Regions from separate parts of the Mus musculus genome. Here region 1 is linked to region 2. A link is a loop called in an ENCODE intact Hi-C map of the cell type or tissue named here. Cell type or tissue: left cerebral cortex. All regions are shown on one strand.

Region 1 (8,000 bases), 73 kb before region 2:
AACCCCAGGGACACTTGAGATTTAAAATGTGCATTTCAGAGAAACAATACAGATATTCAACTTGCTCTTCATCAGAGCTGCTGCTGAGTGGTAGGTAGAGCCTAAAGGGAAGGCAACGGTCAGGGCATGTAGATGCTAAGTGGGAGAGTGTTACTGGGGGGTGGGTAAGCAAAAAGCAAGAGAGATGATGGGTGTAAGTACCTGGGGAACGGCTTGAGTCCATAAGATGGGCAGTGAGAAGAAAGACTTTAATGGGAACTGTCTTAGTTAGGGTCTTACTGCTGTGAAGAGACACCATGACCAAGACAAGTCTTAGAAGGACAACATTTAACTGGGGCTGGCTTACAGGTTCAGAGGTTCAGTTCATTATCATCAAGGCAGGAGCATGGCAGCATCCAGACAGGCATGGTGCAGGAGGAGCTGAGAGTTCCACCTCTTGTTCTGAAGGCAGTTAGGAGAAGGCTGGCTTCCAGGCAGCTAGGATGAGGGTCTCAAAGCCCACGTCCACAGTAACACACCTACTCCAACAAGGCCACACCTCCTAATAGTGTCACTCCCTGGACCAAGCGTATACAAACCACCACAGGTGCAATGAGTTGGGTGGGAAAGCACAAAGCCCTGGGCTCGGCGGCCACACCCTCTCCTCTTCAGCAGGAGTCAGGATCAAGGGTTTCTTTCCACTTCTTATTCTTGAGCCCCCCCCCCACACACACACACACATTCTGAGCTTAGCCCCCTGACCTGTTCCTTGGCGCTCATCTCTCTTCCTGTTCACTGATCCTGCCTTTTCCTGCAGTACCATGGCCTGGTAACTTAACCGTAGCTCCAGCCTATTCCATTGGCTTCTCCCTTTGGTCTGGGTCTCTTGAGACCTCTCTGATGGAGACCCACAACACAGGCCCATGAGAGTCAAGGTCACTGGCATGAAGGTGCTGTCTGTCTACGCAGAATGAGTTTGCATTGTTAAGTGACTCGAGTGTATGTAACTGGTGGTAATCCTGTGTCACACTATGAGGATTTATTATGCTAAGGTGGGGCGGTAGGGGATGGCACTTCACAGAAAAGAGGAGAGAAGCTGCACTTAGGTCAGGCTTGCTTGGGAGCAAGTCTCTGTTGGGGATATCCGGGAAAGAGATGAAGCTGGCAATTCCTCACTAAGACAGAAGTGTTTCAGAGAGAGAGAGAGAGAGAGAGAGAGAGAAAGAGAGAGAGAGAGAGAGAAGTTTTAGGGTTAAAAAGGAGCTGCCATCAGGTACATATGGATAATGGATATATATTTTGTAGATTAAACAACTACCATTCCACAAAGCTTAAATATAGAATTACCACATGATCCAGCAGTTCCTCTAGGGGTTGTTTATACCTAAAAGAATTAAAAGCAGGAGCTGGGTGAGCCAGCTCACACTATCATCTCAGTATTCAGGAGGCTGAGACAGTACTGTTGCAAGTTCAAAGCCAGCCTGGGCTACACCTGAGGCCACGATAGACTACAGATCGAGGCTTTGTCTCAACAGAACAGTTAGGCATGGTGGTTCATATCTATAATCTCAGCATTTACCAGGCTGAGACAAAAGGGGGACAGGGTCAAGATCAGCTTGGGCTACGCAGGAAGATCTGATAACAAAGGAGTCAAGGAGACATCTGAGACACAAGTGTGCTTTTCCACTGTGTGATGCATTTTCCCATGTTTTGATGCAGCGGGAAGCCTTCATAAAACCCCAAACAGATGTCAGGGCCATGCTCCTGGACTTCTATTCTTTACAAATTGCCTGGTATCAGGCATTGCTATTGCAACAGTAAATGGGTGAAGACAGATGTTGTTGATGGTTGCATAACAACGTGTGCATACTTAATGTACTTCACTGTATGTATGTATGTATGTATGTATGTATACACAGTGGAGTATTGTCTTAGTTAGGGTTTTACTGCTGTGAACAGACACTATGACCAAGGCAAGTCTTATAAAAAACAACATTTAATTGGGGCTGGCTTACAGATTCAGAGGTTCAGTCCATTACCATCAAGGTGGGAGCATGGCAGTATCCAGGCAGGCATGGTACAGGCAGAGCTGAAAGTTCTACATCTTCATCCAAAGGCTGCTAGTGGAAGACTGACTTCCAGGCAACTAGGGTGAGGGTCTTAAGCCCACATCCACAATGACACACCTACTCCAACCAGGTCACACCTATATTCCAACAAGGCCACACCTCCAAATGGTGCCACTCCCTGGTCCAAGAATATACAAACCATCACAAATATATATATATATATATATATATATATATATATATATATATATATATATGTATATATTAGTGGAGTATATGTATATATATTAGATATTTTTATTTCATATATATGTTTTGTTTTGGTTTTTCTAGACAGGGTTTCTCTGTATAGCTCTGGCTGTCCTAGAACTTACTCTGTAGACCAGGCTGGTCTCGAACTCAGAAATCCACCTGCCTCTGCCTCCCAAGTGCTGGGATTAAAGGCATGTGCCACCACTGCTCAGCTTATTTTATATTTTTTATGATTTATTTTTTATTTTATGACTACACTGTAGCTGTCTTCAGATGCACCAGAAGAGTATATTGGGTCCCATTACAGATGGTCATGAGCCACCATGTGGTCATTGGGAATTGAACTCAGGACCTCTGGGAGAGCAGATAGTGCTCTTAACTGCTGAGCCATCTCTCCAGCCCTCCACTGTATACTTAAAAGTAATTCAAGGGCTGGAAAGAGGGCTCCATGGGTAAAGGAGTTTGCTACCAAGCCTGAAGGCTTGCATTTGTCACCTAGACCAACATGGTAGAAAGAAAGGACCAACTCCCACTCCTCTGATTTCCACACACATGCGGTAGCACACATGTACATACAAAGACACATAGACACACACCCCAATAAAAATAAATTCAAGCTTCATGTGCTGGCACATGCCTGGAATTCTAGTACTTGGTAGGTAGGACCTAAGATGGTCCGAAGTTTGAACTAATCTCCAGCTTCATAGGGAGTTTGAGAGTAGGTTGAGCTACTTCAGATCCTGTCTCAAAAATAAAATGAAAAACCAGGCATCGTGGTACACACCTTTGATCCCAGTGCGTGGACGGTAGAGGCTTGTGGATTTCTGAATTCAGGGCTAGCTTGGTCTACACAGGGCTGCAGGACAGCCAGGGCTGCAAATGAGAGACCCTGTCTCCAACAACTACAAAATTCTTTTGATTTATGGGAGTTAGAGGTTGGGAACCCATTCATCACTAGAGTGAGATTTCTTTTAGGCTAGCTACACTAACAAAGAAGCTGTCAGGGCCCTTACAAGCAGGACAGGAAGAAAGGATTTAAAAAAAATGGAACCTCATCTTATCAATTATCAGAAGCTTCAGTGCCAAAGAACTTCTAGGGCAAAGTTGCTAGGAGGAAGATGACAGAAAGGGTAGCCTGCTGGACCTGTGACACAGACTGTAGTGGCGCTAGCCACAACCACACTGCAGAGCACGTTGGCTATAAGTTTAAAAAAAAAAAAGGTCACGTGACTCAACGCCAGCCAAGCCCTTCTTATTTGCTCTGCCACTCAGAGCACGTGATACAGAAGTCCCGCCTCTTCTCCTGATCTTTTCTGAATAAAATCTTTCTTCAGAAGGCCCCTCCCCATGGTAAAATTTCCTTCATGTTTTTTTTAAGTGGCCCCATGAGCTTTCATACCCGATCACATCCAGGTTAAACGGGACCAGCTTGATACAACCGAGTGGAGGATAGAGGTATCTTTCCCAAGGGCTTCAAATTAAATTGGGGAATCTGAAAGGACAAGTTTGGTGGCACGTGACTGAACTCTCAGCGTTGAGGAGGCTCCGGCAGGTGGATCAGGAGTTGGATCGGGAGTTGAAGGCTTGTCTGGGCTGTGTAGCAAGACACTGTCTCAAAAAATAACTAAATAATATCCAGACACGCCTTTAATCCCAGCACTCAGGAGGCAGAGGCAGGCAGATCTCTGTGAGTCAAGGCCAGCCTGTTCTACAGAGTGAGTTCCAGCACATCCAGGACTGTTACCCAGGGAAACCTTGTCAGAAACAAACAACAAACGAGGATTCTGTTATCCAAGAAAGGAAGAGTGGCCTCTGAGTGGGCCATGAGGGGTGTCTATTACACCTGGGGACTGGTAATTTGAGGAGGGTAGAAGACAGTGATTGAAACTGTTCTCCATGCCTGAGTTGACTTAGAGCTTACTTCCCTGCATTATGGGGCCAGCAAGGGTGTGAGACTCAGAGAAATGTGACTTAGGGGCAAGAGGCAGCAGGGATATAGAGTCCTCCTCTTGTTCCTGTGTCTGGGGTTCTGCTTGCAGTTGATGCCCATAACATACCCCGATGGCGCCAACAGCTACAAATCCTAAGAGCCACTCAACTTTTTGGGAAGCACTGGTGGGCCGTTAGGTTGTCCTCGGGGAAAGGCTCAATCCTGTCCCCTGGGCAGCCATGCAGACCATTGCAATAACAAATTCACGGTCTCCAGTTTTCCACAGCACCCTGGAATTCCTGTGGTCCCTGTTGGCTCTCTTCCCCGGTTCACCATAGCAACAGCTTTGACTCTTCTGTACTCTCATCCCACGGCCTCCGCCCCTGTCTTCCCTCCCATCGGACTACTCTGCCTCTTCCTTCATGCAGAAAACAGAGGTCACCTGACTTGGAACTGTCTTCCCCTTCATCACTGACCTGACACTAAACTCTCTTCTTTTTCCTTCCCAGCTAGCACGGGTAGTTAGTTGGTATGTCCCATAGAACTTTCTATACCGTCAATGCCTAAAAGGAGAACCACTAGGCATGTGCAGCTGGTGTGACAGAAAACTTCAGGGTTTTATTTTATCTTTTTTATTTATTTATTTATTTTTGTTCTTTTCTTTTTTAGGGTTTTATTTTATATTATTTTATTTAAATAATTTTTTTAATAGCCACATGTGGGAGAGGCTTAAAACTCAGCAAAAAGCCTTATTTATTTATTTGTTTGTTTGTTTATCTAGTTATTTGAAAGCGTTTTTAAATCCAGAGTTTCCCCTTAGTCTTGTGCCACTGCTGAGCAGCAGGACCTAAGAACTCTGGATTAGAGGCGGAGGAGGGAAGGCTGAGAGGATTGCTGCCAGGATCCGCCACGGAGCCACAGAGTAGGGAAAGTACCACTTGGCATAGCTCTCGCCGGCCGGCCACAATGAACTGTGCTGACACATGACACACCTGAGGGGCAGTCATCAATGCAGCCACGTCAGTGTTGACAGGGACGGAGTTGGAAGGAGGAAGAGTCCAACGCCAGCTGCTGCAGGAGGGAGCGGGGAGGTAAAAACCTCCTGTGGTGACGTCATTTCGTGACGTCATCACCGCGCTATTGCAAAGGGCAACAACCTGTTACCTTTATTTTCTCCTTAATCCCAAATGCAAGCAGTCGAAACACAAAGAAGCCCATCTTGGGTAGCTGAACCAGTTCTCTGCTGGTGTTTCCACTCTGTCTCCTAGAACTAAACATCTTAGACCTGATGAATTCAAGTACCACAGTCCCCCGTCTTCAGCCACCTCCACACCACTCAGCTAGCCTGTCCTTTCCAGAGTGTGTGACGTGAATGAATCCTTTCTCCCCAGATGCTGTAGGCTTTGCTCCTACGCCTAGCCCCCACTCTCACCGCGCTTAATCCTTGACTCTGTCTGGTCCCATGGTTTATCTGCCCACACTTGACTAAGTGCGGCTTATGACGAAGCTCTGTACCGGCCCTTAAGTCTGTGACCGCTGACTTATTGGACCGCTGACTTATTGGAGCAGCATTCTTCCTATGGCTTCTGAGGGCAAGGCGCCTCCCGCGCCCCCCACCCCCTTTCCCACTTGCGTCTTCTCATGGTCTGGTGTCCTCAGGACACTTTAGATTCCCTCTGCTGGGCCTGCTGGCTGCTTCCCCTGAGGCTTCCAAACTCAGCAGCAAGTCACATAATGCCAGGGGTCTCCCTCTACGCACACACCAGCAAGGGTTTTAGAATCAGTAGTTTCCTCGGGGAGTGACAACAGGAAGATAATGGGGAAGTCCTGGGGGGAGGGGGGTCAGGGCTGGGGGATAGGGAAAGTGGAGGCAGTTGAGGGCAAGTCCCTGCTGATAAGCATTTACCAGTAAGGTTTAGTGCCCTGGGAAATAGCCTGGAAGAACCACAAAGCATTCCTACCCAAGAGAGGACCTGGGGTCCCCTGACCCGCCATCGTTCTTATCCCCAGGTAGCTCCAGATGACATCTGTCCTGTGGCCCTATCCGCAGTCATAATGGATTTGGTCAGGGAGAAATGACCAAATCAACCAGGTTTGCTTTCCTAGGATCCCGGAGTCGGTGGATCTGGACTTAGAGCCCAGTGGAATGATGCTTTCTGAAAAGCAGAGAAGTCGTGTGTTCTAGAGACACACAGTGGGTGTCCAGAGAGACAGAACCACAGAGCTCAGGTGGAATTGAAAAAAGCAGCCTCAGCACAGGGAGAGATTTTAGCTTCATATGCTATTCATAGGTCCTTAGGAGATCAGGCCACATCTCAGACACTCCTATAGCTACAGAGAGATACCGTTTCCTGTTATCTTTGCAGACAACTTTATCTGTTACTCAGAGAAAACCTCCAGGTGCCCCTAAAGAAACTGGGCCTTACATCACATACCCATACCACACACATGCAACATGCAAAACATACACACATACATAGACACACACACCACATGCACACAGACACATACAGACACACACACATACTATACATACAGACACATATGCTACACACATACAGACACACACAAGCACACATACTACACACACAGAGACACACACACCACACACACACACACCACACACATACTACACACGCAGAGACACACACACACACACCACACACACACATACACACACACACTCACCACATGCACACAGACAGACATACACACACCACATGCACAGGCAGACAGACAGACAGACACACACACACCCTTTTCCAAAAAAGTCATCCTTCAAATCCTACAACCTCTGTTCACATCACAACCTGGCTTTCTACTTCACAAAGAAATAGACCACCAATGACGACATACTTTTCAAGCCAGCTTATTCTTTGAAAGGCTCCATTGCTTCTGTCTCATCAGCCCCCTGCCCAATCTTCCCTTGACTGCATATCCTCCCATTTAGACCAACTCCTATGCACTTAGGAGGCAGAGGCAGGTGGATCTGTGAGTTCGAGGCCAGGCTGGTCTACAGAGCGAGTTCCAGGACAGCCTGGGCTATATAGAGAAACCCTGTCTCAAAACAAAACAAAACAAAACAAAACAACAACAACAACAACAACAACAACAAATAATCAACTGTTGTGTCTGTTTCCCTCAGAGCCACACCTACACCGGACATGGCGAATCTCTGACTGCCTCCTCTCTCCTGCTTTCATGACTCCTTACTAGGATGCTTGTTCTGCTGGGAGTGTGGCTTTGATTGTTTGGAGGGTTTGGGTGGCACACGTGCTAGAACCAGGGATCTCAGCTATGACAGGCAAGTGCCTAGGTGGAGCTACAAGCCCGTGCAGGGTTTTGAAGATGTGATTTGTCTGTGGGCTATCTAGGTACTACAGGGGTTCAGGGCTCAGAAGGGAACATTAATCTGGAGTTGGAGATTTTATATTTGGTGCTTTGTCAACAAGAATGAGAAGCAAATGCTAGAGAGGGGGCGGGGGCGGGGGGTAACTAGCTACAAGAAAGGGGACAAGTCTCTTGTTAACCATGAGTTCCACCAGTGACTTCCCTTCCTAGAGACCAGCTTTCTGTTCTTCCAGATGCATCCGCTTTGTGGGTGTGGGAGCTGTGTGTTCACAGCAAGTCCTACCCATGCTTAAAGGAACTCAATGTGGCTTTGTCGCCATCTTGAAACTCTTGATTTTATTTTTTTTTTAAAATCAGGGGGACTTCAAAAATTACATAGCAGGCCCTGTTTCCAGCCACAGTCCACACCTTATTAAATA
Region 2 (8,000 bases):
AGATGTGGGGGCTGAAGAACTGGCTCAGTGGTTAAGATGACATGCTAGTCCTGCAGAGGACCAAAGTTCAGTCCAAGCACTCAGGTCAGGTGACCCACAACAACGCTCCAGCTCCAAGGGATCTGATGTCTTTTCTGGCCTCAGTATGAGCATGTACAACCCCCCCCCAATAAAAAGCCGGAGATGTGGTTTGGTAATAGCCTATCACTCTTCCAGAGAATCCAAGTTTTGGTTTCCAGCACCCACATCTGTAGGCATAATATTTTTTGTTTACTGTGTAAAGATTATTCTTGTAATATTCAAATGTCGATCTCTTTGCTCTTATATCTGTTACATGGCAAGCAGGGTACTGTAATGCTTATTCAAAGACATGCTGTCGCAAATTTGTGCAAACATTGCTCCCCATTTATTCTATTTGTCAATAAAAGCTCTATTAACCAATAACTGACTAGAGGAGAGAATAGGGCGGGACTTCTGCCAGTGGCGGTGGGGGCTGGGGGGTGAGGGGAGAAGGAAAGAAATATTCACCAAGTAGAGAGGGTCCAGGAGATACCATGAGAACAGACTGGAGCAGAGAGAGCCAGACTGATATTAAACTGCAAGTTTCTAGGCGGTTTTGGCTGGTTGACAGCCAGATTACCTTAGAGAATTAGAATAGATTAAGAGCTGCTTAGATCTTATACTGTAAAGCCTATTAAATAAATCTAATAGTTTCAGTCTCATTTATTTGAAAGCTAGCTGGGATAGAGAAAAAAAACTGTAAGACTTATAAAACTACTCATGACACACATCAAGTAGCTCACAACTGCCCACAACTCCAGTTCCACGAGATCCGGTGTCCTCTTGCACATATGCATGACACACGTCACATGCACACAAGTACCCATAATTAAAAATAAATCCTTTAAAGATGAATACATTTAAAAAAAATCAAGCCAGGCATGGTGGCGCACGCCTTTGATCCCAGCACTCTGGAGGCAGAGGCAGGCGGATTTCTGAGTTCGAGGCCAGCCTGGTCTACAGAGTGAGTTCCAGGACAGCCAGGGCTACACAGAGAAACCCTGTCTTGGGAAAAAAAAATCAAATAGGTATTACAAAATAAGAAGCAGTCAGGGCTGGAGATGTCACGCCAGAGCCTTTGTCCTGCGTGTGAGAAACTCAGGATGATGACCCAGTAAGACATAGAGAGTAGTGGTCAAGAAGAATTAAGGAAATATCACATGGCTTATATTTATTCTTTTGTCTCAGAATTTTCTCAAACAATGTACTAGGAGGGGGGCACGCACACGCTGGAGGACAATCGTGGGAGTTTGTTCTCTTTTTTTCCACCACTTATGTTCTAGGGATTAAACTCAGGTTGTCAAATTTGGCAGCATCTATCCTACTCACTGACTATAGACGGAAACAAGGTCTCACTCTATAGTTAGAACTAGGTATATAAACCAGGCTGGCTTTGAACTTGTGCCAATCCTCCCAGCTCTGCTTTCGGACTGCTGGGATAACAGGCATGTGCCACCACACCAGGCTGGCATGTTTTCCCACTAGGCCTTAGATTAAAACTCAAAATCATTCAAATCCCGTGATGAGTCGCTGGTAACAGGGCACTATGACTTGTGTATGAAGAGTTCTTCCCAAACCTTCATGTGTTGAAGGCTTCTTCCCTACGTGGGAGATAATGCTGAGAGGGGACTGGATGCTGAGAGACCTTAACATTGGGAGCTATGACATAACGGCAAATCTTATCTTAGCATTGGGAGGCGGTACAAAGGAGGTGAAGCCAGCTGGAATAACTAATTCCCTGGGACCTGGTGGTGGAAAGACACACCTTGTCCCCATGCCTTTCTGTAAGGTCCACCATGCTCTCTCAGATCCATGGAGCCAAGTGACCAGAAGCTGAAGCTAACTCAGATGAAATAAAAGATGCATGGAGCAGAAAATGAAAAGAACCGCGAGGAGTCTGATTAGAACCTCAAGCCTTGTGTATATTACCTGCTATATTTATACTGCACAGGGCTGAGATGCTCTCACTATGCTTGCTGGACAGTACCTGGTATAAGGGTACTTGGATGTATCTGTTACACTTAATATAAAACGCCTATTAAAAAAACTTCGGAAGGGAATGGATATATGTGACCTTAACAATGGTGTCTCCCCACGGGCTTGAATTTTTCCAATTCTCCCTAAGCTTGCGGTAAGCCATTCTCAATAGCAAGATGGCTACAGGGACCCCCCCCCACCCCCCAGGTGCTGGCTGTTGCCTCCTCTCAGGTGCAACTACGACAGTTATCTGACTAGGGGTAGGGACATGGATCGGCTTCAGGCCTAAGAGGGGTATATGGTGGCATTTGTGGCTGACTTCTGCAGACATCCTAGTACACCAGGTACTTATTCACCCACCCTATAGTTTCATAAAGCAGCACAGCGGGGCTCCCTCCACTACATCCAGATCAAGTTTGCCTCCTTCAGTCAGGGGACTGACTCTTCAGCACTCGGGTCCTCTAGGAATGTAACTCCTATCCAAGTTCCCCTGGCGCACGGCTCGTTATCCTATATCTGAACCGCAGAGCTGTCCTTTGCAACAGAACTCAACTGTCTGCCTTTCAATCCTAGGCCTGAGGGCGTCATTATCCTTGTCCCTCCGGGAGCTGACCTTGCTCCCTGCTCCAGAGGTAATTCGTCCCTTAGTGCTATACCACTCTTGCTTTTTAGATCGTCCCTTTGAGAGGGTCACGAGTTGGGGCGTCACCCTGGGGTGGCAGAGGGGGAGGAGACGCGCTCCTCAGGTCGCGCGCCGCCTATTTCCGGGCCGAGCTGCTGGGCGGGGCTGCTGCCCGGACCCGGTGGTGGTGGTGGCAGCGACAAGGCGACCCGCGGTGGCCACGACGCGGAGCAGCGGGCGGCGGAGCCATGGCAGGCTGCTGCTCCGTGCTCCGGGCTTTCCTGTTCGAGTACGACACGCCGCGCATCGTGCTCATCCGCAGCCGTAAAGTGGGGCTCATGAACCGCGTGGTGCAGCTGCTCATCCTGGCTTACGTCATTGGGTGAGCGGGCCTGGGGAGGGGCCGCGGCTGGGGGCAACCCAGACTGTCGGGACCTGGCAGCGCCCCCTTGCTCGCTCTCTGGGTCTGGGGCAATAGCTGAGCCGGCCAAGCCCCTCCTCCCCGAGTTCAAGGGGCGGCGACACGCCCTCGCCGGGCTCTAGCCAAGCCACCTGGAACCAGCTTGAACAGGACACTGGGGACTACTGGACGTCCTGGGAGCTAAGCCTCGTCTTAGCTAGACTGTCACCCCATCTTTCTCGCATCCTTCCCTCCCGACTTGCTTCATGCTGCGCCTTGGCTTGGTGGAGGGGCAGGGCAGGGAAGGCTTAACTCTGTGCGTCACGGACTTCTCTTCGGTTCCTTTTCAAACTCGGACAGAAACCAAGGCTTGTGGTTTTCATTCGGTACTTTCTGGGTCTGTGGTTTCTGTTACCTTAAGAAGCTTCTGATAACCCAGTACCCTTGAGATGTCACACTTCCCAAAAGTGTCCCAAGGTCACTTCCTTTGTTTTGTTGGATTGGTTGGGAATATGAGTACCCGCCTGATTTTGATTCTAAACTCTGCTCTTCATTACTGTTTATATATACCCTCCCATCACTAGGCGTTATGAAACGTTTAATTTTAATTGGATGCACCTGTAAGGCTGTAATACACCCCAGGAGAGATGGTGAACCTTACCTTGCCTCCTGGGCCCAATTTCAAGGTATTCGAGTGTCAACAGCTGCTAGCGTGACAGGTGGATCTGTTTTCTTACTAAAGGGCCTAAAGCACGGGTCCCCAAACAACACATTGGAGTCACTTAGGAATCCACAAAAAACACAGATAGATTGCCAATTCACAAACTGACTCAGAGCTGTAAGACCTCTGTGCCTGACCACACTCACCTGAGAAAGCTTTGTGTGGCCTTAGGTATATGAAATAGGTACACAGGTGGCTGGAGAGATGGCCCAGAGAGATGGTTAAGAATGCCTAAGATACAGCCTTTAATCCTAGCACTGGTGAGAGACAGGTAGGCAGATATCTATGAGTTCAAAGCCAGCCTGGTCTACATAGTTTCAGGACAACCAGAATTATTACAGTGTCCCAACTAAATAATAAATCAACAGGTCTCCTGCTTTGGTGTTAGGTCTGGAATCTGTTCAGACCGCCTAAGGGCATTCAAAAGAATGCAGAGGAGTTTCCGCTCACAAGGTTGTAGCTTCCACCATATGGAAGCGGTAGACACTAGATAAGACTCGCTGAAGCTGGAGGAGGCAGTAATCAGTATGTCTGCAATCCCAGTATTCATGGGGCTGAGGCAGAAGAATGCTCGCCTGAGCTATGTGAGCCCCTGTCTCCAAAAAACGTCCTCTTTAGCATGAGGCCTTGGAGTCATTCAGTCACCAGTACCTGAAAAACCCCTGGCCAGTATCTATTTTTTTTTTAAGATTTTTTTTTATTTTTATGTATATGAATACACTGTAGCTGTTCAGATGGTTGTGAGCCTTCATGTGGTTGTGGAGAATTGTATATAGGACCTCTGCTCGCTCCGGTCAACCCACTCCCTCAGTCTCTGACTGCTCCAGCCCAAAGATTTATTTATTATTTTTATTAAGTACCTGTAGCTGTCTTCAGACACACCAGAAGAGGGCGTCAGATCTCATTACAGGGGGTTGTGAGCCACCATGTGGTTGCTGGGATTTGAACTCAGTACCTTCGGAAGAGCAGTCAGTGCTCTTAATCGCTGAGCCATCTCTCCAGCCTGAGAGGCCAGTATCTAAATGCAGATTAGATTAAGTCTCTGGAGTGAATAATTCCAGTGCTCGGGATGGGCTCTCCAGTACTGAGCCCTGCTGCTAGCTCACTAAATAACTTGGATTGGAGTATCTGGAATCAGGGGCTCACCAGTAGCTTTGAGCTCTCGGCTTTTGTTTTCCTGGGATAATCTGTTCACCCATAAGATTCTGTGGCTGTTGTCATTGGAAGAGGGCCACATGCAGCCACTGAATGCTCAAGCTGTCTCAATTAAAATGCACTCAGACTAAAACAAAAACAACAAAAAAAACACACGAGGTTTTATATTTGATATAGTACACCAAAAAAGTAAAATTCCATATCAGTACTTTTTCCCCTGAGGTACCAAAGGCCTTCTGCATACCAGACAAGCTTTGTGCTATTGTTTGTTTAAATGTTGATTTTATTTTTGGGTATGTATCTGTGTATGAGTGCGGGAACATGCCACAGCACACAAGGATGCCAGGGGACACCTTTTAGAAGTCACTTCTCTCCTTCTATTGTGGGTTCCAGGGATGGAACTCGGGTTCTTAGACATATGTGGTGATCACTTTTACCCGCTGAAACCATCTCACCAGCAAGGAGGTTGTGGGGCTTGTGGGTAGGACAGGTTCATGTAGCCCAGGCTATCCTACTCAGTCTGTAACCAAGGATGACGAGACTGGACTCCCAATCCTGTCTCCACCTTCCAAGTGAGGGGATTACAGGTGTACACTACCAAGTCCAGTTCCAGTCTAATACTTTAGAAATTGATGATGTCTCAGGGTGGTGGTGGCACAAGTCTTTAATCCCAGTGCTCGGGAAGACAGAGGCAGGATCTCTGAGTTCCAGGACAGCCTGTTCTACAGAGTGAGTTTTGGGACAGTTGGGGCTACACAGAGAAATCCTGTCTCATCCCGTCCCCTATTCCACCCCCCCAATTTTTTTCCTATATTGGACCACATAAAATATGTCATTAGTTTTCCTGTTCCTTCTTTTTTTTTTTTTTTTTTAAAGACAAGATCTGTGATTATCTGGCCAGTAACTTCTGTAACCTAGGCTGGTCTTGAACTCAGAAATCTGCCTGCCTCTACCTCCCAAGTGCTGGGATTAAAGGCATGCGCCATCACTGCCCGGCCAAGTGCCGGGCTTTATAAGCACGCTTCATCACACCTGGCTTTTCTGTGTTAACTTCCTGATTTCATTACTCTTGGTGAAAGTGCAATCTCTTTGTGCGTGAGGGAATTCTGCGGAAAGACTTGCCCAGAATTCCCAGGGATCTTACTCATGTGATGAGGAAATAAGCCCATGATGATGGTGTCATCTCTCATTCCTGGATTCAGCAACTCGGTGCACTGGGTCATAAAACCCACAGTCTTTCTGCCCTCACCTCTCCATCATTAGCGCCCTGCAGAAGAGGGCTCGGTGGGAGAGAAACCATCTTTAGGATGGGCAGAGGATCGGGGATGGCTTATATCAAACAAACCCAGGAGGAAGTAACCCAAGAGCCAGGCAGTGGTGGCACATACCTTTCATCCCAGCACAGAGTAGGTAGAGGCAGGTGGATCTCTGAGTTCAAGGCTAGCTTGGTCTACAGAGTAGGTTCCAGGACAGCCAGAGCCACAAAGGGAAACCCTGTCGAAAAGAAAGAAAGAAAGAAAGGAAGGAAGAAAGAAAGAAAGAAAGAAAGAAAGAAAGAAAGAAAGAAAGAAAGAAAGGAAGGAAGAAAGAGGGGTGGAGAGATGGCTAAGCAGTTAAGAGCACTGACTGCTCTTCCAGAGGTCCTGAGTTCAATTCCCAGCAACCACATGGTGGCTCACAACCATCTGCAATGTCATCTGAAGCCTTCTTCTAGTGTGTCTGAAGACAAGACAACTACAGTGTACTCATATACAATATAAAATAAACAAGTAAATCTTTTTTAAAAAAAAGAAAGAAAGAAAGAAAAGAAAAAATAGAAAAGGTAAAAACAATACCTATTTCTGAAGTCTTTTGAGGGTGTATCTGAAACAACATAGACTGGTGTTCTGTAGCAATGTGACATCAGCTCTTGGCAGTGTTTAGATTGCTCTGCACTGATTAAGTAAGGTATTACCCTTGCCTTATTAACTTATCTCACTGCAATCCTGTGAAGTCCTGTTATCCTTCTCAGTGTAAAGGCAGGACAAGCTGAGACGCAGAGCAGTTAAGTGACCCAGTGACCCCAGCACTCACACAGGAACCTTCAGGTTTGTAGTTAATCAGGCCAGCAGCAATGCCCTTACTTCAGAAGGAAGGAGCAGAAGAAGATGACCTGAATAGAATTCCTAGGAAAAAGGAACACAGGACTGTAAAAGTTTCCCGAGGGGGTGAGGAGAGCTCAGACAGTGAAGTCCTCAAAGCACAAGCTGGAGGACCAGAGTTGGACCCCCAGAACAAGGTGCTGGATCACACACCTGTAATCCCAGCCCTGGGGAGGCAGACACAGGTCCCTGGGGCTCGATGGCTAATCTAATCATCCAGCCCCAGTAAGATCCTGTCTCAGAAAAACAAGGTGGAAGCCAGCCATGGGGGTGGCACATGTCCTTAATCCCAGCACTCAGGAGGCAGAAGCAGGTGGATTTTAGGGAGTTCAAGACCAGACTGATTTACATAGGAAATTCCAGGCCATCCAGAGCTACGTGATAAAACTGCTCAGTGGGTTAGAGCACCGGACTGCTCTTCCGAAGGTCCAGAGTTCAAATCCCAGCAACCACATGGTGGCTCACATCCATCCGTAACGAGATCTGACTCCCTCTTCTGGAGTGTCTGAAGACAGCTACAATGTACTTACATATAATAAATAAATAAATAAATCTTTAAAAAAAAACTGCCATATCAAAACCCAAGTGGATGTCTTTGGAGCAAGAACACCTGAGGCTGCTCTCTGGTCTATATATGCAGTCACAAACACAAATTCCCAGTGCAGAACATGGTGCATGCTTGGGAGACTGAGGCAGGGGGGGTCATCTTAAGTTCAAGGCCAGCCTGGGCTATCTAGTAAATACCATCATGGTCTACATAGCAAGACTATGTCTGAAAAAGTGCTTGCTAGCCTGATGTAGAAGTGCATGCCTTTAGTCCCAGCAATTGGGAGGCAGAGGTAGGCAAATCTCTGTGAGTTCGAGGCCAGCCTGGTCTACAGAATGAGTTCCGGGATAGCCAGGGCTACACAGAGAAGCTCTGTC

What was found. Peaks named below come from ENCODE experiments on the same cell type or tissue, not always from the same donor. Only the 100,000 strongest peaks of a DNase experiment are listed, where the experiment ranks them.
Region 1: a loop joins it to region 2, with 2.3 times the contacts of the local background. A loop is called at or near these places in 3 of 42 quality-filtered maps.

Annotation. Positions count from the first base shown.
Region 1 is chr5:122,631,904-122,639,903 of GRCm38, forward strand. No RefSeq gene overlaps it. Among named protein-coding and RNA genes, the nearest start is that of P2rx7, 8.0 kb to the right of the region's middle. In left cerebral cortex, no CTCF peak of the experiment used is centred here; DNase peaks (open chromatin) are centred at 4,608, 5,243 and 5,601.
Region 2 is chr5:122,704,747-122,712,746 of GRCm38, forward strand. P2rx4 (purinergic receptor P2X, ligand-gated ion channel 4) reads left to right here and starts at 2,798. Exons shown (of 12, transcript NM_011026.3): 1 at 2,798-3,041. The coding sequence starts at 2,908. In left cerebral cortex, CTCF peaks have their summits at 2,884, 3,087 and 4,654 (motif pointing right); DNase peaks (open chromatin) are centred at 1,438 and 2,956; H3K4me3 peaks cover 1,555 bases; H3K27ac peaks cover 2,005 bases.